Linked DNA regions of Mus musculus: regions 1 and 3 are each linked to region 2. Evidence: chromatin loops called from intact Hi-C (ENCODE). Cell type or tissue: left cerebral cortex. All regions are shown on one strand. Each heading gives the region's core, and the rest is flanking DNA. Links, peaks and the distances in the headings are about the cores only. Region 1 has its middle 420 kb from the start of Gm40298. Region 2 holds the start of Lcorl (ligand dependent nuclear receptor corepressor-like). Region 3 has its middle 18 kb from the start of Lap3.

What was found. Peaks named below come from ENCODE experiments on the same cell type or tissue, not always from the same donor. Only the 100,000 strongest peaks of a DNase experiment are listed, where the experiment ranks them.
Region 1: a loop joins it to region 2, with 5 times the contacts of the local background. A loop is called at or near these places in 12 of 42 quality-filtered maps.
Region 3: it touches region 2 in a loop (6-fold over the local background); 6 of 42 quality-filtered maps call a loop at or near these places.

The regions. Positions count from the first base shown.
Region 1 is chr5:46,343,625-46,354,762 of GRCm38, reverse strand. It overlaps the pseudogene Gm7931. Among named protein-coding and RNA genes, the nearest start is that of Gm40298, 420 kb to the right of the region's middle. In left cerebral cortex, for the core only: a CTCF peak has its summit at 7,181 (motif pointing right); DNase peaks (open chromatin) are centred at 4,325 and 7,172; H3K4me3 peaks cover 401 bases.
Region 2 is chr5:45,849,866-45,861,003 of GRCm38, reverse strand. Lcorl (ligand dependent nuclear receptor corepressor-like) reads left to right here and starts at 3,464. Exons shown (of 7, transcript NM_001163073.1): 1 at 3,464-3,657. The coding sequence starts at 3,507. In left cerebral cortex, for the core only: CTCF peaks have their summits at 3,112 and 4,889; DNase peaks (open chromatin) are centred at 3,451, 4,460, 4,853, 5,254 and 1 more place; H3K4me3 peaks cover 2,641 bases; H3K27ac peaks cover 1,970 bases.
Region 3 is chr5:45,470,241-45,481,378 of GRCm38, reverse strand. No RefSeq gene overlaps it. Among named protein-coding and RNA genes, the nearest start is that of Lap3, 18 kb to the left of the region's middle. In left cerebral cortex, for the core only: a CTCF peak has its summit at 6,983 (motif pointing left); DNase peaks (open chromatin) are centred at 4,822, 6,978 and 8,293; H3K27ac peaks cover 1,405 bases.

The DNA.
Region 1 (11,138 bases), core at 4,072-9,071, 490 kb before region 2:
GGTTAAATATGCATAATAACAACAGCTATTTTTACTAGCTTTTAAATAAATGCACAGCATGATAATGAGCCCTTTGCATAAATTATTTCATTATACAATTTTAAATTTTTATCTGTTAGCTGAAGAAGGAAGGGAGGGACAGGGAGAAAGGAAAGATGAGTAAGGCCAAGTTCCTATACCCTTATAACAATGAAGACATTATGCTCTAAGTCTTCCCATCTAAGAGAACAGTGTCTATAAACAGAAAGATGAGAATGAGAAAGTTAGTTTCTAGAAGAAACACATTCCAATGGGGGGGGGGATCTCAGAAGTTGATAATGGGATTTTCCTAATTCTGGATACCATGCGACTAGAAAACATTGTGTGTGTGTGTGTGTGTGTGTGTGTGTGTGTGTGTGTGTGAGAGAGAGAGAGAGAGAGAGAGAGAGAGAGAGAGAGAGAGAGCTCTTGACTTATATACTCTATTCAAGAAACTCGGAAGGGAGGCCAGGGTTCCTCCAGAACCCATCTGTATAGATAATCAACCAGAGATAACCCTTAATCAACTGAATGGAGACAGGCTGGTTGCTAAGGGAAGTGCCTTTCCATTTTCCATAAGGGCCAAGTCCTGACATGGTTAGCTGCTGCCTTTGCACTGCTCAGATAACACCTTCCAACACTTTCATTTAACACTGCCTTAATTCATATGCCATTTGCTCAAAATACTTTCTAATTGATTTCTGCTGGATCTGTAATTATACAGAAAATTTTGATGGTATCTCTCTATTGATTTAATAATTAGTTACTCTGCCATCTATGTAATTAATATTTCTTGATCAGATATCGTGTGTTAGAGACTGCATTAAGAAATGACAGCAAAAGGTACATCTTTCATAAATGAAACAAACAAATGAGAACATTTGAGTAAGATGAAGAATTATATTGATGGTATCTCTAATGCAGATGGAAGGGAGAAGTGAAGACTAACCTAAATAAAAAAAAAAAGTCAGGCAAGCAAGACTATATAAATTAGCCCCAGAAGACAGTAAGAGCATGATTTATTAGTATAAATCATCTTCCGCTTCCAAGAATGGCTAGGACTGCTCGTGAAAGAATAGATTAGAGTTAAAACTTGTGTGAAGTAGGGGCATAATCATAGATATTTTTAAACTATTGTGCAAAGGTTTGGCAGTCATGCTGTACATGGTTGGTGATTTGATAGAACCTGTGTGATGCTTGGGGAAGTGGTCATCTGAAATCCCAGATTTCCCGTTCGTTGCACTGTACACAATAAGAGAGGATGTACACTGAACACACATAGTCCATAGAGAGGGCTCTTGCTAGAATCTAGTCACCAGAGGAGGACTGAGTGGTCCACAGAGAGCAGTATCCGCACAGCACCTCTGAAATGTGCAGAAAGGCAGCAGGTTTGGTGGCACCCTGCAATCATTGCATTAGAATCTTCACCACAAGTTCCCAAAAGCGATGTGCAGAGACATGGAATTGAGACCTATTGCACTGTGCAAGGGCTTCTTCATCTTCAGATGTACTGTGTGTTAGCCTAGAGAGATTTCAGCCAAAGATTCTCTCCTCAGCCATGCTCAAGGCAGGCCCTGCTGAGTGCTTTCTCAACGAGGTCTAAAGTATGGCCTGTCGAAGCTTAATACAATAGTACTGAGTTTCTAAAAGCTTCAGGCTGCAACCCCAGAGGGACACTGTTCCCCTTAAGGTTTGGGTTGAGGAAAGGGTTGTCAAACAAATTACTACTAGTGGGGCAGGGGGGGGGGGGGAGACAGACATCAATGAGTACCACCTAGCACATGGTCACCAACCTCTTCTCATGGCTATAGTTACTTGTTTGACGGTGTAGAACCCCATTCTATTCTCTCATTTCCCTTTAACATGCCAGTCATAGACATTAAATTTAGCCCACTCCATTCTTTTCCATATTTCAATAGTCATGACTGATTAAAATCTGGCTGTTGGAGTCTCTGGCTGTAGAGTCATCTGAGGGATTTTAAAGCTGAAGACACAAAGTTGTATCCCAAACTAATTAAAAGTGGACCAGAAAGTCAAATCTGCTCTGGGAAGAAATGTGAGAAAGAGGATACTAACAGAACTTGATGACAGGTGGATTGAAGAATGACAGAGAAAAGCCAAGAGTGGCTGTTTGTGAGCTGAGAACTGGAGAAGGGTGCTGCTGTCCAACACCCTTTCTACACTAAGCCCACCTCAGTTCCTGTGCACATCCTTACAGCTGTGTTCTTTCATGAAATGCACATGTTTTGTAACCCTTGTATCCACTGGAGAAGGCTCTTAAATAAATGTTGGTAGGAAGAGCCTGTAGAAAAAAATGGAATTCTGGATGACAAGAAAAGTATATCTCCAATCTGAAAACACATCTCTTTCTATTCTCTGTGCATAGCTCTCAGAGGTCACTTTCAGAATAGCTCTAGGGTACCCAAGGAAATGAATACATGGCATTCTAACCAACTCTTTTGCATGGCTCATCATCAAATGATAAATTCCTTAAGGGTTCTCTCTCTCTCTCTCTCTCTCTCTCTCTCTCTCTCTCTCTCTCTCTCTCTCTCTCTCTCTCATTATTTAATGAGGAGAATAGAGCTTCCACAAGAGAAGCAAAAGTCTTTTTCAACGGTGCCTTTTTAAAACTACACCTTTTTCCCCCTTCTAAATTGATTGAGCTTGCTTAGTCCATAATTTCCCGCAGAAAACTTGCACCCAGCTACTGCCAATTAACGATGTACTCAGCCATTGGTCCACGGGGATATTATTTCTGATTAAGCATTAACACACTTTGACACAGAGCTGTCAGTGTCAATTGGTTTAAATCAAGCTGAAATGTCAAACTACTTTGGCATGGCTCATCCATAGCTAATGCTGAAAGTAGGGGGTCAGAGGACCTAAATCTACTAAAGAGGAAACCAACAACCATGGTGCTCAGTGGGATGCAGGGTAAGAAGAGCCAACCTCATCCAAATATGCAAAACGAGAGAGATTTGTAAGCCCTTTTCTATGAACACACATGTAGGTCTCCAGGGAGTGGGAAGCCTTCCCTCTGTGTTTATCTTATTGCACCCAGAAAACTACAATGGGACTTGTGCATGATAAGCAAGTACTCACTGTTGGTAAACTCACAAAAAGCAACCTCCACACCCTACAGAGGCACTGGCAGACATATTTGGCTTACAAAAGCTAGAAGAAAGCTTAGCTGACAAACTGTGAGGGTTGGAAAAATGGTTTCTAACAGTAACTGAGGCAGTGATGGTAAATATGACTTGTGCCGATGGGATCATAACTTCATAACTATATAACAAAGTGCACATAATTATCTCTGATGTGTCTATGGTTTAGATAATGCCCTCACCATTCCTGTAGTATAGGCTTGCTGCCCAGCGTAGCACTGTTGGTGAGGACAGGCATTCCAAGGGGCCCAATAACAGGCTTAAAAATCTTTTTAATATAATATATTTAAAATAAAACATATAATATAATATTAAATATTATATTTGGTATTATAATATTTAAATATATTAATGTAGTATATTTTGTTCTTGTTTTCTCTCCTACAACTCCTCCCATATCCTCCCCATCTGCCTTTATGTTTTCCCTCCTGCTCCCCTGCCCCTCTCTCTGACAGGTCTTTAGATAAAAAGAAACATAGCCTTGAAGGCGATCTTATCGTGGGGTTGCTGGTACTTCCCCCGCCCCTTCCATCTTGTGCTCTGTGGCTTCTGCTAAGGTGATGCGTACCTTTGCCCCTCAATACACTGCAGCCATCAAACAACAGAGTCACTCAATCTTAGCCGAGAACTTCCTCAGGAAAAGTTGCATATGCTGAGGGAAAGCTAATCAATTCATGATCTCAAATTCCATACTAACATTTTCATATTTGTCTTTGAGGACTGCCATTTTGGACTTAAGAACAAATGATTTTTGAAGAGTCTTTCTGAAACTAGACATAATGCTATATAAATATTGAGTTATGATGTAATGCATAATAAATGCTTTCTGAATGTTTGCTATATCGCAGGTAATGTTTTAAATAATCATTTTCTATTAACTTATTCAGTATTCACAAGAGTTGGTACTTGGATTATTCCCATTTGATAGATAAGGAAGTGGAGCCTGTTGCCTACAGTCATTCAGGTAAATGGTGGTAGCAGGGCAGCGAGAATTCCTGTTAGATTACTAAAGTGTGTATATGTGCTGATACATTTGTCTGAATCTGTGCAATGTGCACTGAGAGTGAGCTCCTGTGGAAACACAAGTTTGAAGTAAGAATGGTATCTCACATTAAATTTATTCATTGTAATGAATGTGCCACACGGGAGGAGGTGTTAAGACTAAAGGAAACTGAGAGCTGAGGGAAAGGAAACATGAGAAATGTTGGCAATTCTGTTCAATGGCAACGTGTCCACATGTCTCTGTGTGTGTGAGTGTGTGTGTGTGTGTGTGTGTCTGTTTCTGTCTCTCTGGCTTCCTCTTTCTGTTTCTCTGTCTCTCTCTATCCCTGTGTCTCTTGTCTCTGTGTCCTTCTGTCTCTCTGTCTCTCTCTATCTCTGTGTCTCTTGTCTCTGTGTCTCTCTGTCTCTCTCTATCACTGTGTCTCTTGTCTCTGTGTCCCTCGGTCTCTCTGTCTCTCTCTATCTCTGTGTCTCTTGTCTCTGTGTCCCTCTGTCTCTCTCTGTGTCCCTCTGTCTCTCTCTATCTCTGTGTCTCTTGTCTCTGTGCTCCTCTGTCTCTCTCTCTCTCTCTCTGTGTCTCTTGTCTCTGTGTCACTCTGTCTCCATCTCTGTCTCTCCTCACATACTCTTCTTTCCTTCATTCATATAGCTAACCTTCAAATAAACATAAACCTCATAACCATTTTATAAAGATAAACCTACATAACATTTCAGAAACTACATAGACATGTGCTCTTGAAGTCAGGTAAATAGAAGGGATTTCTTTGAGGTCAGATTATTAAAAGGAACTAAACTGCCATGTGATAAGTTCTCAAGTGAAGGGAACAGAATAGGACTCCGTGAGCCTTCTGAGGAGAAGCCGCTCAGAGAGGCACTATGTAGACACGGAGCACGATGTAGACGAGGTGTTGATCCACCTCGGACAAGAGCACTGGCTTCATCAACTGCAAAGACGGCAACTAATGTGATGTTCTGAACAAATTTATATTTGAAATTGCACATGCATATTTGAACTATACATATAAATGCTTAGTATAAAATTTAGTCAGGAAGAATATAAAAGAAAAATAAATAAATATATCTTTTCTTTACCTAAACCTCTCTAATCTCCTCACAGATAATTTTTACTGTATGGATATATAGACCCTCATACATATTTATACAGGCATGCATTGTACATGTGTATATATTATATATCATATATGTATTATATGCAATATGTATATATCTGCATCCTATATAGTACAAACATACATCACTATATACATTTGTTAATTTTCTTTTTTGTTTAAAATAATATGGAACACTCACCTTGTCTTTACACATATCCCTGCTTTTTATTTTAGAACTTTGTGGGTTTTATATAAAAATAACATGTCTTCACATGGTCACAACAAGATATGCAGTATTAAAGAAAAAACTAGGAATGATAGCTCCAAGAACTACTTGCATTACACTGGGTAAATCACTCAGAGTCATTGTGCCTCTGTGTGTGTGTCTGTGTGTGTGTATGTCTCTGTGTGTGTGTGTGTGTGTGTGTGTGTGTGTATGTCTGTGTGTTTCTGTGTCAGTTGTGCCTTTTAGCTATTAGGAAAGATGCAGGGAAGAGCTGTATGCAAGGTATATAGAGATGTGTTGTCCATCATATGAGCCCTGATATGTTGCTACTCAAACTAATAAGAACTATGATTATGCCAATCCAAACAGAACTATATTTCTGTTAAGAAGCATTCTATTAATGGAGGAAATTGATTTAAAAAAAACCAGAATGTGGTCTTATTTCAAATGTCAAATAGAAGGATGGTGCGTTCGCTTGTAAATTATGCAGCTATGCACAAAATGCATTCGATGGACACAGTGAAACCTGCAGGGTCATCAGGTAGAGCATGAATTCAAATCATCACCTGCACAAAGCAGCAACTACATTCCGCAGCTGAAGGCATTCCATTTTGTATGCTTCAGAGACCAGGGTGATTCCAGCTCCCGATTCTGTTATAATTTATGGTAAATGAGGCATGAATTTGGAGGAATTATTTATTTACTTCTGAAGTGAATCTGTGACCTGTGAATGACCCTATTACTAGTTAATAGTAGGAAAGAATTACTTGTTACTGGAATGAAAGGCAGGGAATATTATCTAAGCACATGATCTAATCTTCACTATTCACACAGTTTAAATTTCTTCCCTAAAGGATCGTGTCAACAATACTCACAAGAAGAGAGAGTGAGATCATTATCATGTAAGAAAGATGAATATGTGGATACCTTTGGATCCAGCACACCTAATTTTAACTCCAGGGTTTATGTATGAGCAGAATCCAAGATTCAGATACACCTCTTAAGCCATTTGCAGTTCTTAAGTATAAATTCAAATATTAAAAATTATGCAAACTAGTATTGGGATAATATTTTACACTTTATGAACTCAATTTTGCAGCAAGTAATTGATGTAATAAGTCAGATTCAAATAGTATATTGGGTACTCTTCTTCGGCACTAATTTATTTAAAAAAAATCAATTATAGGATCAGGAAATTTAAAAATTCACACTAAAGAAAAGGCAGCATTGATTAAGCAGTACCCTAGCGAACAAATCCTATTTTGTTCGAATAAATTTGAAGACACCATTGCACTGAATGTTGCAAATCTCTTAAAGCACGAGTTTCTGAGTCTTCTCCTACCTCAGGAAATAGGGAGGCTTTGGGACTTTTATCCATCCTTCCCAGAGCATAAATCTCTCTCAGCGTTCCGATAATTCAAAACTGCAGTAATTGAATGTAGAGAAGTAACGATTGTTGTCCAAGTACAATTCACTCAGTCTATTGATTCAGCGCTTAGCTGTTTGGCCTAATCACGGTGGTTTCCCTTATCAAGCAAGCGTAGCTAAAGCAGCCCACTGCTTGACCTGTGCCCGCTTGTTAAGGTTTTCTTTCCCTTCGGGCTGGAAGATTTCAGAACGATTTTCTAAAGTTGGCCACACGGGGGCAGCATGACCATGCACTCAAAGGCTTCGGGCCCCTGCAGTTTAAAATTAAGAGTGCAGCATCAATCAACTCAAGCAAACATCCTTTTGTGTGCTATTCTTTGACTTAGGGATGTGCGAAAACGCTGTGTGGTCTGTGAAAACAGAGCTCTGTTTCTTCTGTCCAGATTTCTAGAGGAATATGGGTGCAGGGTGAGAGGTAGTGCTACCCCTAATGAGCCAATTAGTTTGAGTGGCACAAATACCACTAAGGACTTAGAGAGAGAAAGAAAAAAAAAAGCTTCTATGGGAGACAGAGAGAAAATAAACCTAGCTTTAGTTTTAGGCAAAATGGTGCCTGTGTTAAAAAAAAATGTCTCTTTATTTGACTTTCCAATAAAGAAGGAAGAAATATTTGGATTGGTAGTCTCCATTTGTATTCATGACCTCCTTTTTCAGACACATTTTCAGTCACATTTTCATATTAATATACTTGCAGTTTACCCAGCTTGCTAATCTATGCATTCCAAATATCTCACCATATTCCTTTCACCTGCAATTTCATTATGGAGGAAAAGAGCTCTCATATGTCTTATGTATACATATATTTTCCAGTACATGCAAGGATTATCATTTACCTCTCACAGTCATTGTGTATAATAGGTGCTATTGTTTCCATTTTATTAATGGAGGGAAATGACAAGAAAAATTAATTGAATTGATTCAAGTTCCTACAGCTAGTGAGCGGGCAGGACCTGGTGTGTCTGAGATACAAACCCCGTTTCTCTCCTCACACTTATTTCTCATTAAGGACTAATATCTCTCTTTTTTAAAATCAATCTTTTCCTTTCCGCTCATAATTGTTCAGTTTTATTTTTAACTCATGCACTGAAAAGAATCAAGAAAGAAGCAGGAAATAAGTGCTAACCTTAGTGTGCAGGTAAGATTCAACATCTAGTGAGATCTGCTCACAAACCAGTAGATACTGATGTGTAGAATATGGAAGGGTGTATACAGTGACTATAACAGGTATAATTTATGTCTCCTCACTTTTATTTTAACTAACAAACAAATGTATATTTTTCAGTTACGAATCACATATTAGCAACAATAACATGATTGGATCTACTTATGATTAGAAAGAATCCTACAAAATAAGGACAAACAGAAAAATCTTTCATATGGTTTATAAAGAAAACCATCAAACAACCACACTCTGATCACTGTACAGCTGTAGCAATAACCAAGTCAGCTAACATCATAAGTTAAGTCATTCTGCTCCCTTGGACATTAGAAATGTCCTGTGGGAACATGGGATCTGCTTGCTATCTGTATGAGATAAAAATTATCTACCTGCTTCAGCCTCTGACCACAGGTTCATCCACACACTTCTTTCTCCAGTTTCTGATTTCTGACGTTACAAGTATTTTCTCTCTAGCCAAGACATTTGCTTCCACCCAGGTAAAGATCAGAGATGGGTATGTGGATGGGTGGGTGGGTAGGTAGGTAGGTAGATAGATAGGTAGGTAGGTAGATAGATAGATAGATAGATAGATAGATAGATAGATAGATAGATAGATAGATAATAGTTGGATAGATAGGTAAGTAGATAGACAGGTAGGTAGATAGATAGATAGATAGATAGATAGATAGATAGATAGATAGATAGATGTATACACACATACATACACACATACATACATACATACATACATACATACATACATACATACACAAATAAAGACAGATAAAAGAAGTGGACAGAGGATGAGAAGGGAGAGAGAACACAACACATATGAGTGGATGCCTGTGTCTGAAGTACTAAACTTTACCTGTAGTCAAGCTGCTAACCAGATGTGTGAAGCTGTGCTCAGCAAAGGAAATTATTTTCACCATGGACCTTTAATTCCCTGCTATGTAGTGCTCTAATCAGAGATATGTCTCCTGTTTGCACCAATACACCATGAAAACCTGTGACATGTCAGTCTTGGGGTTATGCTTCAGTTGTCAATTCATATATTAGGTTTGCTTCTGTTACAGCAACATACATCACAATCAAAAGTCACTTGGAGGAGAGAATGGTTTCTGTTCGATCACAGGTTTCCGCCTATCACCTAGGAAAGCTCAAGTTGAAATCTGGATGCAGGAGCTGACTGGAGCCCACAGGGGAAGGCTGTTTACTGACTTGCTCTCCAAGCTTGCACAGTTACTTTCTTATGAAATCCTAAGCCCACATGTCTGGGTATAGCACCATCCATAGTGGGCTTGTTCCTCCTACATCAATTAGCAATTAAGAAGTGCATCTCAGTAAATCAATAGGGACCTCATGAACCTGCAAAGCTTCTATATGGCAAAGGACACTCTCATTCAAAGCACAGTCTATAGATTGTTGGGTTTTTTTTTCCAACTACACATCTGGTAGGGGCCTAATATACAAAACACATAAATAACTCAAAGTACTAGTTGTCAAGAAATGACCCTATTATAAAATGGGATACAGGTCTAAACAGAGAATTCTTAAAAGAGGAAACTCCAATAGCTGAGAAACATTTAAAGAAACATTCACCATTCTTACCCTCCAGAGAAATGCAAACTAAAACTACTTGGAGATTTCATCTTACACACATCAAGCAAAGAGGGAACAATTATCCATTGCTTGTGGGAGTGCAAACTTGTACAGCTGCTATGGAAACAAATGTGGCAGTTTGTCAGAAAGATGGAATTCATCTACCTCGAGATTCAGCTATATCACTCTCAGGCATGTATACTCAAAGAATGTTTCATCCTACCACAGAGACACTTCCTTAACCATGTTACCAGATATTGGAAACAACTTAGATGCACCTCAACAGGGAAAATGTGGTACATCTGCAGAGTAGAGTTTAAATTCAACTGTTTAAGAAAAATCATGAGATTTGCTGGTAAAATGGATGGAACTAAGAAAAAAAAATCATCCAGAGTTTGATATCCCAGACCCCAACAGATAGATATGGTATATAGTCATTCATATGTGGATATTGGTTGTTAATTCAATAATAAAAAAGCTACACTCTGTAGAACCACAGAAGTTAAGTATATAATAAGGGATTGGGGGTGGGGCAGATAGATCTACTTAAAAAGGATATAAAATAGATACTTCTGAATAGATGGGGTCCTAGAACAGAGAATCATGTAGGAATAGGAGAGGATTTAGAGATGAGGGATAGAATAGGAGGAGAAGAGAGATACATAAAATCAAGAGCCATTTGAGGGGTATTGTGAAAGCATAATCCGGTAAAAAGTTTCCTAAAATATATACATGTATTAAAGTCATATAAATAAAACCATCTAATAATCGGGGAGATAGAGCCCCATTAGGCCATCTCTTGTCTTTAAATAAAGCTTCCATATCAAAACTGGGTTACATCTAATTGAGCTGTTGCCCAAAGAAGTCTTATGGGAACCCCAAACAACCCATGCTATTGCCAATACTATAGGTTAATCTCCACAAACTGACGGCAAGATCCTGTAGCCAACAATGACATCTACACCGCTCATTGAAAATGGAGACATTTATTTGGTGACTACATAAAGATTTCATCCCTACGTGCTCGTCGTACCTTTGGTACAGGAAGCTACTCTGCATGCAACTAAAAGAGAAACATCAAACTACTCACAAACCCTTGGATGTATGATGACAACCTCTCTGCAAAATATGCTGGGTCCTTGATGGCACAAACTTTGTGGGAATAGCCAATCAACATCTGGTTTCACTTAAGGTATTCCACATGGAACCCATACTTGGTTCCATGTTCTGCTTGGTGACCAAAATCCTGAGACTAAATATTCTAGCGAGCTAAGGTAAAATCAAAGGAAACAAAGTTCCAATAAAAGAAGACTCCTGGTGACATTTTGCTACACTCACACATCAATGTCTTCTTCAGCCATCACCAGAGAAGCTTCCTCCTCCAGAAGATGGGAACAAATACAAAGAAACACAGCCAGACCTGCAGA
Region 2 (11,138 bases), core at 2,873-7,872:
CCTCTATGTTCATAGCAGCTTTATTTATAATAGCCAGAAGCTGGAAAGAACCCAGATGCCCCTTAACAGAGGAATCGATACAAAAAATGTGGTACATTTACACAATGGAGTACTACTCAGCTATTAAAAAGAATGAATTTATGAAATTCCTAGGCAGATGGATTGACCTGGAGGGCATTATCTTGAGTGAGGTAACCCAATCACAAAAGAACTCACATAATATGTACTCACTGATAAGTGGATATTAGCCCAGAAACTTAGAATAACCAAGGTACAAGATACAAAGCACATGAAACTCAAGAAAAACGAAGACCAAAGTGTGGACACTTTGCCCCTTCTTAGAATTGGGAACAAAACACCCATGGAAGGAGTTATAGAGACAAATTTTGGAGCTGAGACGAAAGAATGGACCATCTAGAGACTGTCATACCTGGGGATCCATCCCATAATCAGTCTCCAAACGCTGACACCATTGCATACACTAGCAAGATTTTGCTGAAAGGACCCTGTCTCTTGTGAGACTAAGCCGGGGCCTAGAAAACACAGAAGTGGATGCTCACAGTCAGTTATTGGATGGATCCCAGGGCCCCCAATGGAGGAGCTAGATAAAGTACCCAAGAAGCTAAAGGGGTCTGCAACCCTATAGGTGGAACAACAATATGAACTAACCAGTACCCCCTGGAGCTCGTGTCTCTAGCTGCATATGTATCAAAAGATGACCTAGATGGCCATCAGTAGAAAGAGAGGCCCATTGGTCGTACAAAATTTATATGCCTCAGTCCAGGGGAACGCCAGGGCCAAGAAGTGGGAGTGGGTGGGTAGGGGAGTGGGGCGGAGGGTATGGGAGACTTTTGGGATAGCATTGGAAATGTAAATGAGGAAAATACCCAATAAAAATATTAAAAAAAGAAATGATTGTGCTTTTAAGGTACTGTTAAAGATTGACTTGCTACATAATAACAAATGATTGATACAATAGGTATAGGAAGTACTTGTGACAACACTGTCTTTCTACAGAGTATCAATAGCTTCATATCACATATTTGGTATGTTAAAATCTGTTGCAGCTGAATTTTTGGTGTAAAAGACAATATTGGATATGACCCTCTTTCTCCTGTTGGCTTTCTAGATATTCTAATTATTCATCAAGTCAATAGATAACAATTAAGTATCAACTGAGTATCAGGAATAACACTAGATGCTTAGACTGATATGACCTGACCTTTCTATGTTTATGGGGATTGTTATAATGGACTGACAATACATGCTATGAAAGATTCTACGCTATTAACAATGAAACTGATTTCCAAAATTATTTCCATGTTGTTGTATCTAGTCATGGTTTCCTCCTTGTCTCAGAAAGTCCAGAGATGTGTTCTATTCCTCTTTGTATTTTCTCTTTATTTGGGAGAAATATTTAATTCCCCCTTTCATGGGACTTACACATCTTCCTATTGTGTAGCATAATATATTACCCATATTGACACTGGGCTTGGCAATGTTACTTGTTTTAACCATTGAGACTTAAATGTGATCCATGTTGAGACTTGATGGGCTAGGGTGGGGGGAGATATCTAGGGGGTTCTCCATTTCCTCAGAGGAGGAAAGGGGGAGAGGAACGGTGGGGGAGGGGGGACAGAGGTCTGGATGTAAAGTGAATAAATAAAAAAATGGTCATGATTAGGGGCTAGTAGCTCTCATGCTGCCTTTTGGAACCCTGTGACAGCCACCATGTGGACAAGTCAGGGTAGACCCTTGAAGAATAGGAATACTGGTTTCTGTGATCCTGGCAGACAGCTATTCCCCCAGAAATGAAAGTCCCTTTATCTGTGAAACCACCTCACTATCCCATAGTTGATATTTTAAGCTATTAAGTTTTGGATGGTTTGTTAGGCTCTCATAGTTATTTAGTCCACCATTCCTTTCAAGTTAGCATGAGCACATACTTTCATTAAGTAACTTTAATCAGACACTTCTAGAAGCTGGGCCATGCTTTTGGGTCCTGTTCTCATGTCTCTTTTGATGGTGCCTGATGAGCTTTCAGATGGAAACAACTATTCCATCTTCCCACTCTAAACTATGGAGATAAGCCACTCCTATTTTAAATTTCAGTTTCTGAACCGCCATCTAGACTATCTCTACTCTACACATCACCTTATTCTAGCCTCCCAAATGATAAGATTGCAAACATATATTCATAAACACATGGCTTCAAACTTCACATTCGAAAATTTCTGATGAAGATGTAATGCTACATTTTTACTTCTGATGCAACAAACGCTGAGCAATAAACTACTCTAAGAAGAAAAAAGAATGATAGATAAGACTATACCACAAGATAGGGCAATACAGAATTGAGAATTTGAGTTCCTAAGAATTAAAATATTTTTTTCCGCAAAGGTGAGTATAAATGCCCAGTAATGTACAGCACTTCTCTGTAAACTCTGGATGGCTTACAAGCTCTTGGTCCCCTGTGACAATACTGACATAAGTGTAGAAATGGCTCTGGTGCAAAAGTTTTTTTTTTTTTTTTAAGTAATTTTAAGTATATACTTAATCAAAAGATTCTCCTCTCCCCAAGGAAGTTTTCTCTAGCACAGAGCAGGATCCATCTATAACAATTACAAAGTGTTAAATCCCATGCAAGGTTAGTTCCCCCGATTTTTGTAACTAATCTCGCTTTTCAAGATCTCTTCGCTTCACAAAACTGATGTCCTCGCACATCTTTTCTGGATGCAGTAGGATGATTGGCAAGCGCTTTCGCTGAAAGTGAAGATAGATGACATTGACCCTGAAAAGTTTCCAGCACTTAAGGAGCTGCCTAGCCCAGCACCGCCAACTCTTGAGGCTTCCACCGTACTCCCCTCTTGGAACTCGAGGAAGCAAGCATTTGGGCGGAGGGAGTTAGAGGCTAAACCCACTGGGGGCAAAACATTAGAAGTCTGGGGCCGAGCTGCTATCTGGAAAAGTGCGAACTGGCTAGGCTAGGAGAGCGCTCAACGCGAGAGGACTACAAAGCCCAGAGGGCACAGCGTCGCTCTCTTGCGCTCCTCTACGGGACCTGCACGCAATGGAGGCTGGGAAATGAAGTCTTCGGACTTCCAGCGCTCCGCGCGAGGGCAGAAGGGAGGCGTTGCTGGTCCGCTCCTTCAGCACGCGGGTTCCTGGCTGGCCTCCGGGTTTCTCGCTCCCGCTCAGGGTTTTCGTGGACGGCGGGAGCAGTATGGCTTGCCTGAGTAAACTCTGGGGGGAGGAGGGGAAGGGAGTGGGTAAGGAGGCGGGGTCAGCGGAAGCGGCAGGTTGCTTCCTTCTCTCCGCGCTCCCTCCCCGCCTCTCCCCGAGGGAGCGGTGGGAGGGGGAGGGGAGGGCAGGAGGAAGGTAGTGACACGTGTCAATCAACCCCCCTCCGGGGGGCGCGCGCTCCGGGGCTCGCGCCGAGGGCTCGCGCCCCTGCCTCGTGCCTGCGCCGCTCGTATGTAAATGAGGGCGCGTGACGCGGGACGCAGATGGACAAGGGAAGAGAGAGAATGGCCGCTGCCGCCGCTGCTGCCGCCGCCGCCGCTGCCGCTCAGTGCCGGAGCCCTCGGTGCGCGGCGGAGAGGAGAGGATTCCGGCGGGAACTCGACTCTTGGCGCCACCGCCTCATGCACTGTGTAGGTAAGAGAGACACGGGCCGGGCCGGGCTCGGCGCCACGGTGCGGCTGCCGGAGGAGTTTGTGGCTGAGGGGTGTAGTTGGAGCTCCGGTTCGGGTCAGTTCAATGGGGAGCGATGGGAGCGGCGGCGGCGGCGGCGCGGCGGCCCCGGCGGCGCCTTTTGTCTCGGGGCTCCCTGCCCGGCGCGGTCCGCGCCCCGCCGCCCGCCTGCCCGGCTCCGAGCTCCCGGGGAACTGTTAGTTCGGACCCACTCTCCGAGCACCCCGCGGAAGCAGCCCGCCCGCTCGTGCTGCCCCGAAACTCCTCGGCGCCCGTCGCCACCCGCCGGTGCCCCTGTCACCGCGGCTCTCCACCGGGGCGGAGGGGACCCTGGAGCGGCGAGCCGGTCCGCGCCCCCGGCCGGGCGCTCACACACCCCCTTCTTGCGGCCCTGGGGCTGGCGGCGAAGACGCTGCCTAGTTCCTGGGACGCGGGACCAGGGGTTGCGGGGCGCTCGCGGGGCGGGGGGCGGGGGGCGGGAGAGGGTCGAGGGGCGATGGGGGCGGCGCCTGAGGGGCGGGGGGCGGCCGCCTCTGCCCTCTTGCGAGTGGCCTCGGATCTGTGTGTACCCCTTTAAGAAGGAGCCGCTCGAGCTGACGGTTGGGATTTGAAGTTCTTCCTCCCTCTTTGGAAGTCTGGACGGATGGGGGGTGTTGCTATGGCGACGGCACCCTCCCCACGCCCCCCCCCCCTTTCCTTGAGGACGCCCCGACGACTCCGGTCCTCTTTTCGCTGTCATGTGATGGACTCGCGTAGCCCTCCCCGCCTCCCATTCCTGTTCAAATGCAGTTCAGTTTTCCGTTTCGGTGGGGTCTGATCGGTTTTGCTTCAAACTTGCGCGCTCCCGGCTGTCATTCAGTGGGCTGCTCCGGGTAGCGGGAAGTACTGGGACTCCCTTACCTTGTTGCGGTCGCTGCTTTTCCTCACTCAGAGTGCGACGTGTGCCCACAGCTGTTACCCAGCAGGTTGGTTCAGTGCAACAGAGGGGCTGCGAGCGGAGGGTGTGCTTCGGCAGGGGTTACGGGGTAGCTTTTGAGGGGAGGAGGTGGGAGTGGAGGCTGGTCGGTGTTAGGAGTGGGTGGTTGCGTCGGTTTTCTTTTCTGACGAGTAGGTGTCAGCCTTTGGAGTTGAGTGTAGTAAGCTCAGTTCCTTGGGAAGACAACTCTCTCCTAACCGTGTTTTCATCTGTTCTTGCGCCACCTCGCGCCCTGTCCCCCTTCCCCATCCCTCGCAGATTTGCTTGGGTAGAGCCCTAAGGTCTGTCTTGTTTTCACTAATCATAGTAGATGAAACCAGATGCAACTCCAGTTCAGTAATGTGCCATACAGAATTATATATATATATATAAGCAGAAGGGAGGGCACTCTGATTTAGGAGCATTTCGGCGATGTTTAAGCAGTTTGCTCTTAAGAGCAGTGTGTCACCTCTCTAAAATGTATTTTGGTTTTATCTGTGGCAAAGTTATATGGAAGCGGGGGTGTGGTGTGGGAAAAAAAAAACAACCCATACTAAATGTGTGTCCGTACTTGTATTTCATGAATGCAAAGTGGATTCGTTTTGACAGTTACTTCTGTTTAGATCTGTTCCGTTAAAAACCCGCCTAGAAATAGTCGCGTTCCTTCTTGTGGTGTCCCAACAAATAGCACTGACAGCATTGTAGTACCGGCTCACAGCACTGTTAGGCATCCAGTGATTTGAAGATGAGCATGCTTAAGTTGTGCTTTACAGTATTTGACTATTTGTTTTTCTCATGTTGTGTCACTAAATACATTTAGTATGACTTTGAATAAAAGAAATGTACTTTTGAAAGTAAAATTTTGATTAAGTGAAACAAATTAATTTGATCTAATGGGAAACGAGGTTAATTTTTTTAATATTTAGTATTCTGTAATCTGTATTGCACTTTCATTGTTATACACAGTTATATTGTACCATACATGAAAATGTTTCCTGAGAAACAGCCATATTTGAGAACTTGTTTCACAGTTTTTGTCTTAGAGACCTGCTGAGATCCATCTTGTATATTGTTTTTGTCATTGCTAGTTTTAAGTAACAAAACCCTTCTAAATAGAATATACATCTGTTGGTTGTGGGAGTGGTCTCATTTAGTAGTGGTGTGAATTGGTGATAAAAGTCATTATTTTAAGCTGCTTTGCTATGATACATACTTTGCAGAAAAACTTCCTGTTCCTTATATGTATGTGTGTGACTTATGTGTAGATGTATAAATATATACATTTCTATATTGAATAGTCAGTGCTCTTATTGATTGAAATACCTTTTTATATAAAACATTCTGGCTATTGAGAAGGAAAATGATTTAAGTCTTGGTTTTCAGCAAGAGTTCAAAATCATAAACATATTCAGGTTATATAGCCAACTGGTATTATGTCGCAAATGAAGTTTCTTGAAACCTTGCGTCTTCACTTAACTAGTTAAAAAATAGGATTATCTTTTTGTGAATGTATATTGTCTGAAAATTTTGGGAAGGAAGTTATCTACACTGTCAGTGAATCATTATAGTGATTGACAAGAGAAAATGTTTGCAGCCATCTAGAAATATTTCCTTTATAAATATGGGACCTATGTCTTTGCCTTAGATTTACTCCGCTGATTCATTTCTGGTTTTGTTTTTTTTTTTTTTTTTTTTTTTTTTCCATTTTTTATTAGGTATTTCGCTCATTTACATTTGCAATGCTATACCAAAAGTCCCCCATAGCCACCCACCCCCTCTCCCCTACCCACCCACTCCCCTTTTATGGCCCTGACGTTCCCCTGTACTGGGGCATATAAAGTTTGCGTGTCCAATGGGCCTCTCTTTCCAGTGATGGCCGACTAGGCCATCTTTTGATGCATATGCAGCTAGAGTCAAGAGCTCCGGGGTACTGGTTAGTTCATAATGTTGTTCCACCTATAGTGTTGCAGATCCCTTTAGCTTCTTTGGTACTTTCTCTAGCTCCTTCATTGGGGGCCATGTGATCCATCCAATAGCCGACTGTGAGCATCCACTTCTATGCTTGCTAGGCCCAGGCATACTCTGACAAGAGACAGCTATATCAGGGTCCTTTCAGCATAATCTTGCTAGTGTATGCAATGGTGTCAGCATTTGGAAGCTGATTATGGGATGGATCCCCGGATATGGTAGTGTCTACATGGTCCATCCTTTTATCTCAGCTCCAAACTTTGTCTCTGTAACTCCTTCCAAGGGTGTTTTGCTCCCACTTCTAAGGAGGGGCATAGTGTTCACACTTCAGTCTTCATTTTTCTTGAGTTTCATGTGTTTAGGAAATTGTATCTTATATCTTGGGTATCTTAGGTTTTGGGCTAATATCCACTTATCAGTGAGTACATATTGTGTGAGTTCCTTTGTGAATGTGTTACCTCACTCAGGATGATGCCCTCCAGGTCCATCCATTTGGCCAGGAATTTCATAAATTCATTCTTTTTAATAGCTGAGTAGTACTCCATTGTGTAGATGTACCACATCTTCTGTATCCATTCCTCTGTTGAGGGGCATCTGGGTTCCTTCCAGCTTCTGGCTATTATAAATAAGGCTGCTATGAACATAGTGGAGCATGTGTCCTTCTTACCAGTTGGGGCATCTTCTGGATATATGCCCAGGAGAGGTATTGCTGGATCCTCCGGTAGTACTATATCCAGTTTTCTGAGGAACCGCCAGACTGATCTCCAGAGTGGTTGTACAAGCCTGCAATCCCACCAACAATGGAGGAGTGTTCCTCTTTCTCCACATCCACGCCAGCATCTGCTGTCACCTGAATTTTTGATCTTAGCCATTCTGACTGGTGTGAGGTGGAATCTCAGGGTTGTTTTGATTTGCATTTCCCTGATGATTAAGGATGTTGAGCATTTTTTCAGGTGCTTCTCTGCCATTCGGTATTCCTCAGGTGAGAATTCTTTGTTCAGTTCTGAGCCCCATTTTTTAATGGGGTTATTTGATTTTCTGAAGTCCACCTTCTTGAGTTCTTTATATATGTTGGATATTAGTCCCCTATCTGATTTAGGATAGGTAAAGATCCTTTCCCAATCTGTTGGTGGTCTTTTTGTCCTATTGACGGTGTCTTTTGCCTTGCAGAAACTTTGGAGTTTCATTAGGTCCCATTTGTCAATTCTCGATCTTACAGAGCAAGCCATTGCTGTTCTGTTCAGGAATCTTTCCCCTGTACCCATATCTTCAAGGCTTTTCCCCACTTTCTCCTCTATAAGTTTCAGTGTCTCTGGTTTTATGTGAAGTTCCTTGATCCACTTAGATTTGACCTTAGTACAAGGAGATAAGTATGGATCGATTCGCATTCTTCTACATGATAACAACCAGTTGTGCCAGCACCAATTGTTGAAAATGCTGTCTTTCTTCCACTGGATGGTTTTAGCTCCCTTGTCGAAGATCAAGTGACCATAGGTGTGTGGGTTCATTTCTGGGTCTTCAATTCTATTCCATTGGTCTACTTGTCTGTCTCTATACCAGTACCATGCAGTTTTTATCACAATTGCCCTGTAGTAAAGCTTTAGGTCAGGCATGGTGATTCCACCAGAGGTTCTTTTATCCTTGAGAAGAGTTTTTGCTATCCTAGGTTTTTTGTTATTCCAGATGAATTTGCAAATTGCTCCTTCTAATTCGTTGAAGAATTGAGTTGGAATTTTGATGGGGATTGCATTGAATCTGTAGATTGCTTTTGGCAAGATAGCCATTTTTACAATGTTGATCCTGCCAATCCATGAGCATGGGAGATCTTTCCATCTTCTGAGATCTTCTTTAATTTCTTTCTTCAGAGACTTGAAGTTTTTATCATACAGATCTTTTACTTCCTTAGTTAGAGTCACGCCGAGATATTTTATATTATTTGTGACTATTGAGAAGGGTGTTGTTTCCCTAATTTCTTTCTCAGCCTGTTTATTCTTTGTGTAGAGAAAGGCCATTGACTTGTTTGAGTTAATTTTATATCCAGCTACTTCACCAAAGCTGTTTATCAGGTTTAGGAGTTCTCTGGTGGAATTTTTAGGGTCACTTATATATACTATCATATCATCTGCAAAAAGTGATATTTTGACTTCCTCTTTTCCAATTTGTATCCCCTTGATCTCCTTTTGTTGTCGAATTGCTCTGGCTAATACTTCAAGTACTATGTTGAAAAGGTAGGGAGAAAGTGGGCAGCCTTGTCTAGTCCCTGATTTTAGTGGGATTGCTTCCAGCTTCTCTCCATTTACTTTGATGTTGGCTACTGGTTTGCTGTAGATTGCTTTTATTATGTTTAGGTATGGGCCTTGAATTCCTGATCTTTCCAAAACTTTTATCATGAATGGGTGTTGGATCTTGTCAAATGCTTTCTCTGCATCTAACGAGATGATCATGTGGTTTTTGTCTTTGAGTTTGTTTATATAATGGATTACATTGATGGATTTTCGTATATTAAACCATCCCTGCATCCCTGGAATAAAACCTACTTGGTCAGGATGGATGATTTCTTTAATGTGTTCTTGGATTCGGTTAGCGAGAATTTTATTAAGGATTTTTGCATCGATATTCATAAGAGAAATTGGTCTGAAGTTCTCTATCTTTGTTGGATCTTTCTGTGGTTTAGGTATCAGAGTAATAGTGGCTTCATAAAATGAGTTGGGTAGAGTACCTTCTACTTCTATCTTGTGAAATAGTTTGTGCAGAACTGGAATTAGATCTTCTTTGAAGGTCTGATAGAACTCTGCACTAAACCCATCTGGTCCTGGGCTTTTTTTGGTTGGGAGACTATTAATAACTGCTTCTATTTCTTTAGGGGATATGGGACTGTTTAGAAGGTCAACTTGATCCTGATTCAACTTTGGTACCTGGTATCTGTCCAGAAATTTGTCCATTTCGTCCAGGTTTTCCAGTTTTGTTGAGTATAAGCTTTTGTAGAAGGATCTGATGGTGTTTTGGATTTCTTCAGGATCTGTTGTTATGTCTCCCTTTTCATTTCTGATTTTGTTGATTAGGATTTTGTCCCTTTGCCCTCTAGTGAGTCTAGCTAAGGGTTTATCTATCTTGTTGATTTTCTCAAAGAACCAACTCCTCGTTTGGTTAATTCTTTGAATAGTTCTTCTTGTTTCCACTTGGTTAATTTCACCCCTGAGTTTGATTATTTCCTGCCGTCTACTCCTCTTGGGTGAATTTGCTTCCTTTTTTTCTAGAGCTTTTAGATGTGTTGTCAAGCTGCTAGTATGTGCTCTCTCCCGTTTCTTCTTGGAGGTACTCAGAGCTATGAGTTTCCCTCTTAGAAATGCTTTCATTGTGTCCCAAAGGTTTGGGTACGTTGTGGCTTCATTTTCATTAAACTCTAAAAAGTCTTTAATTTCTTTCTTTATTCCTTCCTTGACCAAGGTATCATTGAGAAGAGTGTTGTTCAGTTTCCACGTGAATGTTGGCTTTCCATTCTTAATGTTGTTATTGAAGATCAGTCTTAGGCCATGGTGGTCTGATAGGATACATGGGACAATTTCAATATTTTTGTATCTGTTGAGGCTTATTTTGTGACCAATTATATGGTCAATTTTGGAGCAGGTCCCGTGAGGTGCTGAGAAGAAGGTATATCCTTTTGTTTTAGGATTAAATATTCTGTAGATATCTGTCAGGTCCATTTGTTTCATAACTTCTGTTAGTTTCACTGTGTCCCTGTTTAGTTTCTGTTTCCACGATCTGTCCATTGATGAAAGTGGTGTGTTGAGGTCTCCCACTATTATTGTGTGAGGTGCAATGTGTGCTTTGAGCTTTACTAAAGTGTCTTTAATGAATGTGGCTGCCCTTGCATTTGGAGCGTAGATATTCAGAATTGAGAGTTCCTCTTGGAGGATTTTACCTTTGATGAGTATGAAGTGTCCCTCCTTGTCTTTTTTGATAACTTTGGGTTGGAAGTCGATTTTATCCGATATTAGAATGGCTACTCCAGCCTGTTTCTTCAGACCATTTGCTTGGAAAATTGTTTTCCAGCCTTTCACTCTGAGGTAGTGTCTGTCTTTTTCCCTGAGATGGGTTTCCTGTAAGCAGCAGAATGTTGGGTCCTGTTTGTGTAGCCAGTCTGTTAGTCTATGTCTTTTTATTGGGGAATTGAGTCCATTGATATTAAGAGATATTAAGGAAAGGTAATTGTTGCTTCCTGTTATTTTTGTTGTTAAAGTTGGCATTCTGTTCTTGTGGTTGTCTTCTTTTAGGTTTGTTGAGGGATTATCTTCTTGTTTTTTCTAGGGCGTGGTTCCCGTCCTTGTATTGGTTTTTTTCTGTTATTATCCTTTGAAGGGCTGGATTCGTGGAGAGATAATGGGTGAATTTAGTTTTGTCGTGGAATACTTTGGTTTCTCCATCTATGGTAATTGAGAGTTTGGCTGGGTATAGTAGCCTGGGCTGGCATTTGTGTTCTCTTAGTGTCTGTATAACATCTGTCCAGGCTCTTCTGGCTTTC
Region 3 (11,138 bases), core at 4,039-9,038, 380 kb after region 2:
ATCTTTGGCTGTTTGGTAATATTTAAAAGTGAAATATCAAAGGTTAAACCAAACTGTTTTATGCTCAGGGGAGAAGCTTCGCAGTAATTGTTACCCTGGGATGACTGATGGAGCCCAGTCACTTCATTAGCACTCCCAAAGTGTCAAAAATCTGCAGAATTTTCTTTTGGTCAGTCCTTTGCCCTAAATGGGATCTTTTTTTTCATTTGTCTATGCTTCAGTAGCCTAGCCCACCTATTGGTTTTTGGAGCAATTCAGGAAAAAAGTGCTTAGTTTGAATAATCTAGTTTCTAGCTTTTTATCTAATTTCCCTACATTCATCTAGTTACTTCTTCCTCCTTGAGCTGTTCTCAGGGCCCCGAGATCTAGGGAGTCTCCAATCTACTCACTAAAGTAAAAGACCTGATTTTCTGGGAAGCTGAGGAAAATACATTTGCCAGATGGAGGGAAAACAGACGTGTGTAAAACTATTGCTGTGGTAGGAAGGTGGCTCAGTGGTTAAGAGTGCTTGGTTTGTCAGCCCGAAGACCTGAGTTCAAATCTCCAGCATGGGGCATGGCTTAAAGTGCAACCCCAACATTAGGGAGAGGAGATAAGCAGATATCAGGAGCTAACTGGTTAGCTTCCAGTTCAGTGAGAAACCCTGTCTCAAGGAACTAAAGTGAAGAATAAAGGAAGGCATCTGACATCCTGCTCTAGCCTCTGGATGTGTGTACTGATGCCCGCCACCCCTTACCCGTGTTCATGTGCCTCACCAGACACCTGCTTCTATGGTTTCTTGGTTCTGGGTTCATTTTCTACTTCCTAATTTGGTGTTGTGATTACAAGAACCTATGGCTAGGTAGGTCATAGGCCCTTGTTGCAGTGAGTTTTTGCTACATCGCTTTGGCTTCTGTCAGATTGAATGTGTACACCCTCCCAGGAGCTATCTTTGGATCAGAGAATCACACACACACACACACACACACACAAGCTTATTTTTAAAATACCTTGTCTACCTCAAAGGCTGGGCACTCCTAAATCTTCTCCTGCTACCCCAGGCCTAATCAGGGAAGTAGCTGCTTCCCCACTTCCCCAAAGTCTCACATGGCTTTATTTCTTGCAGCTCCTGCATCCCATCATTCTACCCCAAGCCATGGCAATAACCCAAGACTGCTCTGTTCTTCTCTTCATCCTACCTGCGCAACTCTAAGTGTCCCACCCAGTGCCCAGCCATTAGCCATTGGCATCTTTATTGATTGATCAAAAACCAACTGGGGACAAGGCTCTTAAGCATCTGAACATGCAGATTCTGGATTGAATCAAAGCATTAGAACCAATCTCCACCAGGCCCTAGAGGAGAGCCTACTAAAATGACTCTGGTAAATGGCACAGAATTAAACTGACTCCTAATGGCACTGCACACACAGATTATGGCATCTTTCAGCTCTTATGGAAGAAGCATTTTATTGTAGTCGATGGTGGTTAACACAGAGACCCACCACTGGTCAAGGTGCAGAAAGTAAGAGACTGGGGAGTACTCAACCATAAACAAGACATCTATTTTGTACTTCCTCCTCCACCCAAGGCCCCAGGGTCATTGCAGAAGAGGGGAATACTTTTTATTTAAGAGCCAGAGGTAATGGTTGACTGACTATAAGAAAGCAGTGGATATAACAAAGCACGTATGCTCCCACAGCAGTTGTGACAGCATGCACAAGAACTGTGAAAACCCTAGCCAGACAGAATCACAGCATGGAGAGGGCATGTTGGCACAAAGTTCTGCCCAATCTGAGGAGCTATTGGTAGATGATAGCTGCTAGGAGGAGAGTTGGTTTTCTTTAAGGTATGTCCTGATAGGTTGGCCATGTGGCAGTGGATGCCCATATACCCAAGAATGTATGGGTAACACAAATTGCCCTAGCTGGATGAAAAATCAAAAGGGTACAGACATCTGTGTGGATGTGGAAGGGATGTTGGACGGTGGTCAATATACATTGTATGAAATTCTCAAAGAGTCAATAAAAAAAATAAGCCAAGAAAAAAAGAATTGAGGAGCTATTTCTCAAGGAAACAATATCACAGACTGAGTAATTTCTCACTTCTGTTCTTACTGGACACCTGCTTTCTATCAGGACTTTTCCAAGTCCTGAAGAAGTAGCTGTTAACAAGACAGAAGAGGTCTCCTGAGTTATGTGAGCCACAGGAGCTAGGTATTCACTTAGGTGCGTGGGAACCAACTGTGCTAGTTAGATTCCCAACACTATAGCAAAATACCCAAGACAATCAACATAATAGGAGGAAAGACTTATAATCATAGTTTCATAGTTCCATAATCAATTGACATCATTGTTTTGCATGTCATTACAGAGATTGTGTATTGGACTAAAGTTGTTCACTTCATGGAACTGGGAAGTAAAGAGGGTAGGCATAGACCATGTCCCCAGTGTCCCGTAACTTCCTAAAACTAGGTCCTACCTTTTGAAGGTTCCACTACTTCCCAATGGTGCCACAAGCTAGTGAGCAAACCCTTACACAGCTGTGGGGAACATTTTAGGTCTAAACCATAGCACTTACCATATGGCAGGTAATGAGCTAGACACTGGAAATCCAAATAAAGAATTGTCAATCTCTACCTTCACTCAGGGCATCATGTAAAAAGGGAAAAAGGAAGATTTGATGGGCAACACCAATGATGTGTAGTGAGTAAGAGCTAGACAGGAAAGCCAAGGGGCTCTCACCTGTGTGCTTCAGGAAACCTGTGTTGACACTGTTGTGTGACAGGTGACACTGAAGCTACCACCTGAACAACACATGGGCCTTAAACAAGGGAGGAGAGAGGAGGTAGATGAGGGGATCATGAAAAAGCAAAAGAGTACATGAGCAGGCCATTGTGACTGCAGGGTAGACAGAGCAGAGACAATGGAGCAGGATCAGTAGACAGAATTGTGTGGCTGCGAGCTGGGTGGCACTCTGGGAAGAGCTGATAAGGCTAAAACAAGGAAGAGGTGTTGGGAATGGCCATGCTAGCTGCAAGATTGGTTTGGTAATGGATTGAATTTGAAGAGTGAAGGAGATTTTTAAAATAATCATAGACATCTAGCTTAAGCAACAAAGCAGATGCCTTGCTTAAAAAAAAAAAAACAAAACTCTCCTAGTCTGGCATTAAACTTGATATGTATGTAAAGGTGACACTGGATTGCTCATTCTCCTGCCTGCACCTTCTGAATGCTAGGATTGCAGGCATCTGCCACCAGGCCTATCTTTGTGTGGTGCTGAAGACTGAACTCAAGGCTTTGTGTATTGTAGGCAAGCAGTCTCCCAACTGGGCTGTATTCCCAGCCCTCTGTGTCCTGCCTTTAGCTAGACAAGGATTTTCTCAGGAAAGCTGGGGAAACAGCCCTCGTATTTCCCAAGCTGATTTAAAGAACCCTGGGCCACCCAGGACATGAGGGGGCATGCAACAGGCACCTAGATGAGTTGGCAGCAGCTCGGGTGAGCTATCCTGGAGTGCCGCCAGTGAGGGAAGCCTGAGTGCACTGCTGCAGATGAGACAGGGAGACATGAGATTAGGCAGGAAGAGCACCCATGCTCATAGGCTTTGAGCACCACCCACATAACCATAAGCACAGGATAGGAAAAGAGCCCGGGAAGTCGTCCAGACAGGTAGGTGGTAGACGCCTGGCAAAAGGACAGGTGGGTGAGGAGAAGCCACTCAACAAGAATAACGACCTAAGAATCCTACAGGTTTACAATGTGGAGGTCATTCTTCATCTTGGCAAGAGAGAGTGCACTGGTTGTTGCCATCTCCAACAGGCCATGTAGAAATATAAAGCCGACTCACACCACTTCTCTGTTCAAAGCAACAGGCCTTACCCACTCCTTGCTTAGCAGATTCACGGGGACCTTGCACAACCCTGGAGTTGTGTGAAGCTCGCCACTTCCAAACAACCACCCATGGGCCTCATCTTGGAATCTCTGCTTTGTTGGTCACACAGACTCTTTACTGTTCCTGGGCAAGCCAGAGTTTCCTGCCACAGGGTCCTGACGCCTGTTTGCTTAGTCAGGAATGATGCTCTTAGATTCTGCTAAACTCACGTCTCTGCTTTCCATAGGTTTGTTTCAGTGCTACTTGTAAGGGACCTCAGCTGACACTTTAGATCATAGACATTTAGATCATAGAGTCCCTGAGAGCTCTGCCCTTATTTCCTACTTTATTATTTTTTCATAGCATCATTTACTATTATTTAAAAAAATTATCTCAGCATCTTCACAGTACAACAAAAGCAGTATACCTACTTTATAAAGGCTGTGAGAAGTAGTCAGCACATCAAAAGCCCTTTGTATAGAGATTTGCCCACCAAAGGGGCTCAGTCACACTGGCAATAACTGTTTCCTCTTAACCGTCAAAGACAGGTTAAAGGTTGATAGAGCTTAGTGTTTGGCGTACTTTTAGTATCTGAGAGAACTTGGTGGATGCAGCTGACAGTGGCTGTGTCTGTGAAGGTGTGAATATAGCACCGTTGACTCTGGTTCATCCTTTCCACAGTGACTGAGAATTATTTCTTCCCCACCCAATAATGCTGACACCTTCACAGTATTTTCAACAGCAACTACAGCACCCGTGGCAAACTTGTACAATCGTAACTTCTACGAGTATTACAGTTGGACAGCTGTCTTATAGACACATATAGAGTCTCAAGGGAGGAACGTTTGCTGGCATTTTGTTAACATGGGGGGGAGGGTTGCATCAGCTTAGATGTATCTCTGTCTGGAGAGCATGCTCTCTTGTCAACGTGAGTCGCTGTTCTCCGCCGTGGGTGGCAGACACTGGCGATCATCCCTCCACACTTGGGAGGCATTTTCTTTGGCTGCAGTTCAATAGGCAGTTTGCACTGCATTATTGTCTAGCCTGACGTGTTGCTTGTGCAATGGGAATGCTTACAAAGCCAGCCTGTCTTGGGGGCTGCTAATTAATCCTTCTTCACTCCTTGGGAGGTGACCCAGGAATGTGTATGGAGTGACTGTTCATAGGCAGAACCATATTTCTCAGAGGAAGCCATGTTCAAAAGCATAATTTCACTCCAGTGTTTACTGAAGAGCCTGACCTCCCAGTTTCACCCTAGCTCCACTCCTCAGAACCTCTAAAGTAGCCTGAAAGTCTGCTACTTTAAAATATTTTGCGAGGCCAGTTTAATACTTGTTAACTCTGTCCGTACTTCTGTAATCTATGGTTCTAGTTAGAAAAATCAGTGTTGGACAATATGAGTGGAATACAGCCATAGACAGAAGCAACCACTTCCAGCTAGGCATGGATTCAACCCAAGGAAAAGGGTGTGTGCGCGCATGCATGTGCGAATGGTGTGTATCCGGTAGTGCACACTTGGCACGGGGCAAGCCTGACTATGCTAGAGCACAGGAACATGTCATCTGGCCTCTGAAAAGAGACAGGCTCAGAAAAATAAATAAATTCCACTTTTACTAGTTCCCAAGAAGAATGTAACCTCACACTTCCCTCCTGGGCCCTTGAGATCTGTGGGTTTGGCTGATGTTCTTACTAGAGGAGGCTACTGATCACTTACAGATTTGGGTAATTCTGCACTTATATTGGAACATGCAGGATGAGGGTCGGTCCACCTGAGTTTAGGAATGCGTTCATCACAGGCATCCTTGGTATGGCTCACACAGCACTATCCTCTATACTAGGGCAGTACCTCACAGGTGTGGGGAGACTTAGAATGCCTAACTGCAAGGAGGTACAGTTGTCTATTGGTCCTGTGAAGATACACTTTCTGAGTCTGTAGGACTGGGGTGGCCCTGAGATGCCTTTACATCAAGTTCTCTGCCACCACCACCACAGCCCATCTGCCGCTGCCGCCACTGCTTGCTGCTGCCACTGCTACTGGCTCAAAACCTCACTGAGTAGTGGCCTTGCTTCTTCTTTCACCTTCCCTTTTGCATTTCTTTGCTGTTTTCCTCCTTTGCCCATTTCTTCCCCCCCTCCCACCGTGTGCATGTCTGTCTGTCTGTCTGCCTCTGTCTCTCTCCGTGTGTGTGTGTGTGTGTGTGTGTGTGTGTGTGTGCATGCAGTATTTTGAATACAGTCAAATGTTCAGAGACCAGTGCCTTCCTCTTTCAACCCCTTCCCTTCCCTTCCCTTCCCTTCCCTCCCCTCCCCTCCCCTCCCCTCCCCTCCCCTCCCCTCCCTCTCCCCTCCCCTCTCCCTCCCCTCCCCTCCCCTCCCCTCCCCTTCCCTTCCCTTCCCGAGACAGGATCTCTCAATGAACTATAGTTAATTTTCAAAAGCATTTTTCTGGGACTGGATGTAGCTTAGTGGTGGTTCAGAATTTGGCCAACATGAACAGGGCCTAGTGTTTGGGTCTTATAAACAAAATACTCCTGATAGATAATTCTGAACTTTAACCAGGGCACTTTGAACTTTGCTACTGGAATAAGTTCTTGTGCTTCCGTATTGATTTCCTTACTCTCCCCAAATGATGAAACATATTGACGCATCATAGTAGTTTAGGAAACCGAGAATTTAAGAAAATAAATAAAAATGCAAGCAGTGCTTTAATCTATATTTTTTTCTTTTAATTTTGCATTTTATCAGTTTTGTATTATTAGAATGACAGGAACTCCCCCAAAAGGTGGGCATTTATAGGCAAAATATTGAGCCCTGTCATTTGTCATTATGCCTGATGGATTGTCATTTTAGGTCCCTCTGTTGCTGCAGAAGATCAGAAAGACTTTTGTTACGTACTGATGACGAATAAGATGTCAGATCTCTACAGTCCTTTTTCTGATCCCATGGTCCTGCAACACCCTGAGAAATGACCCCCTACTATACATAGAAATAGTGAATAAAGTGTGAAAATGGTTTTTCTTATTCAGTTGAGACTGGAAAGTGGAAGTTAGCATGTTAGAAATATGATTCAATGTCAACCATCCTGCAACCGAGGAACCAAGGATAATAAATTGATAGGCGATAGTTTGCTTCCCCCTAGTGGTGAAGATGGCTCTGGTACTTGAGTTCCACATGTGTTTAGGACTTGAATTTCTTATGAATTGTTTTGAATTAGTGATATATATTTGTGATGCTGTATCATAGTGCCAAAACCATTTTGCAGCTACTTAACAACCGAATCAATAGTATCTGCGGCAGTCAAAGGTCGTCGTGACCCATCTAATTTCTTTCTGACTCACCATCTCAACTCATGAAACAAATTAATTCTGATTTGCTGCAAAGTAACCTTAAAGAAAGATATGCATGTGATTGTGTTACTTACTGTCCTAGTAGGTAGCTTTGATTGTTACCCTGATGTGCAGTTACCCGAGAAGAGAACTGAACTCAGAACTCTCCTTCCCTACCCTTTTCCTTCCCCAATCAAGCTGGTGTCAGGCATTACTTAGGGGAGGTTTGTTATGCTCTGTCCAGCTGATCAAATTCCAAGGGGTGGCCGTGTTTTCTCATGTTTAGCCAGTTTCAACTTCACTGCAATAACTGTGCCCATCCTTTCTAACTTTAAAAATAAAATCAGCCAAGCATTTTTTCATACCGGCAATTTCTCTGGAAACTCTCTCTCTTGCCCTGGCACATGGTTAGTGCTAATTATTTCATTTTTAAACCTACCACTGGTGGAGCAAGGCTGTGCCAGGGTGGGGTTGGTCCAGTGCCCAACCTTTTGCTATGAGCCAATGAATTATTTGTGCTTCTGCCTCCAAACAATGTCATATTCATCTTTGTATCCTCAGGACCCAGCAGCACTCAAGGGATAGTGTAGTGCTCCCAAGATATGGAGAATAAATCTAAAATAGTTGGATTTAGGAGAGAACAGAATAGGTTCAACACAACACACACCTGATGGTATTACATTAAGACCGTCTTGCTAAAGGACAGGGAGAATAGGGTACAGGGTTCAAGGTTTGGCTGTAGCAAGAGCAGATCAAGCTAATGGTCTGCAAACAAGCTAATTGGCATACAGACTACATTGTTGCAGTCTCTCTGCTTCTAATTATATTCAAAATGTTCCCCCAGCAAGAAGTAAAAAAAACGAACTCACATCTGTTTGAGATCCCCAGGCGCAAGAAGGAGCGGATGGAGTGATAATGAGCCAGGATGTCACTTCTGCTGGGGGAAAGCTTGTTTACTTTGCATTTTGTCACATGAACCCTTTGTGAGGAACAATGACTATGATACCTACCTCTTCTGGGGGAGAAGCCAAGATGAGGGTGCTGACTGCCTTGTCAGCCCTTGCAATGGGTCTCAGTTCCCAAGGGATAAACCCCCATTCAGCTGTGAGAAGTAACAATCAGATCATAAACGGGGCATGGTCATGAGTCACGCTTTGGCTCAGATTCTGTAAACCGATTCCTCTTTAGCAATGGCCAGAACAAGAGATCACAGGAACTGATGGCATTGCCTGATGTGAGACGCCTGGAAATTTCCACTACAGGGGGATGATGTCATGGGACTTGATACCAAATTTAGCCATTAAAGAAATTTAAGGATGAAAACTACATACAAGTGAGAAGTAGATTTGATGTCTTCTTTCATGTGAAGAGACTAAAAATAAGTTCTTGGTGGACCTATAGATGTGGAATACTGTCACAGCTTATCTACATAAATCAAAAGGTTGAGGTATACAGTACTACGCCAATGGATGAGCCTTCAAAGCATTTGGCTGAATGGAAAACTATAACCATAAAGGGCGTACTCTTAATTTTGTATTTCCCTGGAATGCCAAGAATCCTCAGATCTATAGAGACGGCTAGACAATGAGAGAGAAAGGATATGAGGGTTTTTATTTGGGGGTGATGACTATGATTCTGGAAGTGACCAAGTTGTCCCTTTCATTTTGTGTAGTTTCTAATTATATCTTTGCATGTGATCCCTATGGGGTGTATGAATCTAAGTAGAGTTGCCTTCAGAGTCCAGAAGATGTTGGATTTCCTGGAACTGGAATTGCAGGTGGTGGGGAAGTTCCCAACATGGCACCTGAGTGCTGACCTAGAGTCCTCTGCATACACTTAATACTGACTATCATGAGAAAGGTAGTACACTGAAGAAATGTGGCTGTGCCACTCAGTGAATGTCAGCACCACGACGCGCTGGAGGCGAGGGTTCTGTGGGTCTTTTGTAGGATGGGCACAAGTCATTTTGCAGACGTCTGTGCCAAGGATGCAGTCCGAGTCTGAAGGGGAAGAGCAGGAACTCTAAACCGAGGAAGACCCTATTAAGCAGATCTGTATTATTAAAAAATATCAAGGTCATTAACAATGACCCAAGGGCTTTTGTGTGTAAAGGAAAGGAGAGAACTGCACAGCCTAGGTGTAACCTGGTCCCTGCATCAGGAGAAAATATTAAAAAAAAAACACAACCCCAGGGTTGAGGCCATGGCTCCAGTGGATATTGTGCTCAATACATAAGCCTGGGGACAATTGGGGATCTCCAGCAAATTGGAGCAAACGCTACAGGTAGGAACTGTGACAACATTAATTTCTTGAGTTTGATCATTGCACTGTATTTATTTAGCTTTTAGGAAACACAGACTGAAGTATTTATGGGTAAGTAACATCTGCACTTCATGCTCAAATAGTTCAGTAACAAATTTGTGTGTGTATGTGTGTGTGCCATGCACAACCACACAACACAGGAAACACTATCTTTTAAAAATCCCTGTAGAATAGCCTGATTGGAAAGCCAAAGTCCCCCTTAACAACACAGCTGGGAGCCAGCAAGCACATGAAGAGGCACCTCCTAGATGGGACCCAGGAGGAGAGCATGCCCAGCATACAAAGACATCCCGAGGACAGTGCATTTCTCTCTCCAGCAGTGCCAAGAAGCCTGCTGTTCTCATGAACATCCGTGTGCACTCTCTGCCCCATCCCTGCTGCACCTCACTACCAAGGTTGTAGTCTACCATGTCTGGATAGCTTTCCTAAGCACAAAATTTTCTACGTGGGGCTTCCTCTTCTCTGTTTGATCTCTGGAATGCCTCTCCATGCAAATGAGGTATCCCTAGAACCTTAAACCTCAGCTAATGAAACATCCCTCTAAGGAGAATCCCTTCCCACTTTCCAAGGTTTATATAGCCCTTGATTCACCCCAATAAAATGTATGCACATGAGCTTAGTTGACTAAGTGAGCTGTTTTGGGTTTGTTTGTTTGTTTTTATTAAATTATTTCCTTTATTTACATTCCAAATGTTGCCCCGCTTCCCAGTACCCCCTCCCATAGTTCTTCACCCCCTCCTACCTCTCCTATGCCTCTGAGAGGGTGGTCCTCTGCCCACCTCCACTCCCCTATCCACCCACCCCAACAACTCCCCCAAGATCTCCCTTCCCTTGGGCATCAAGTCTCTACATGATTAGGCACATCCTCTCTCATTGAGGCCAGACCAGGCAGTCCTCTGCTACATATGCACCTGGTGCCACAGAGAAGCCCATATGATCTTTGGTTGGTGGCTTAGTCTCTGGGGACTGGGTTAGTTGATACTGTTGTTCTTCCTATAGTGTTGCCCTCCCCTTCAGCAAGAGAGCTGTTTTTCAAAAGAGCTGTAACACTGAAGAGCTGTAACTCTGAAATACTTGGAGACCTCCTTCCCTGCAGCATTCACTGCCAGATGAGGATCCTGCTGATCCACCTGTTCCTGCCATCGCTTTCAGTTTTTCCTCCGCCTGATGTGCTTTGGACCTCGGACACTTCAGGAAAGAGGTAAACCTTGGAACTCAGCTCTGCCCCATCCTTTCCCCACTTAGTGTGCAGCAGTTTCTTGACATTCCGAGGAAAGAAATGGAAAAATGGAACCACACCTACCTGTTCAAGTCCCTAACATTGAGAAAATTGTTGTGAAATGAGAAAAAGACACATGGTAGCCAATGTATATTCTTATCCAAGAGTTCAAAAGCAGAAGAAAGATAGCTTTTGTTGGACAGTCATTTGTCATTTTGATTACTATCCTGCTTCATTTCCCCACCTTGGAAAAAAAAACTCTGGGGAAAAATAATTTCATATGTTTTTATATCAGCTTTATTAAGCCAAGAACTCAGCTGTAAATATCACAGACCATATAATCAATATATAATAGAGATGATGGTGGGAAGCTTCTCACAATGTTAAATTTCCAGATTTTCCCTCTTCCTACTCTAGATTTTGC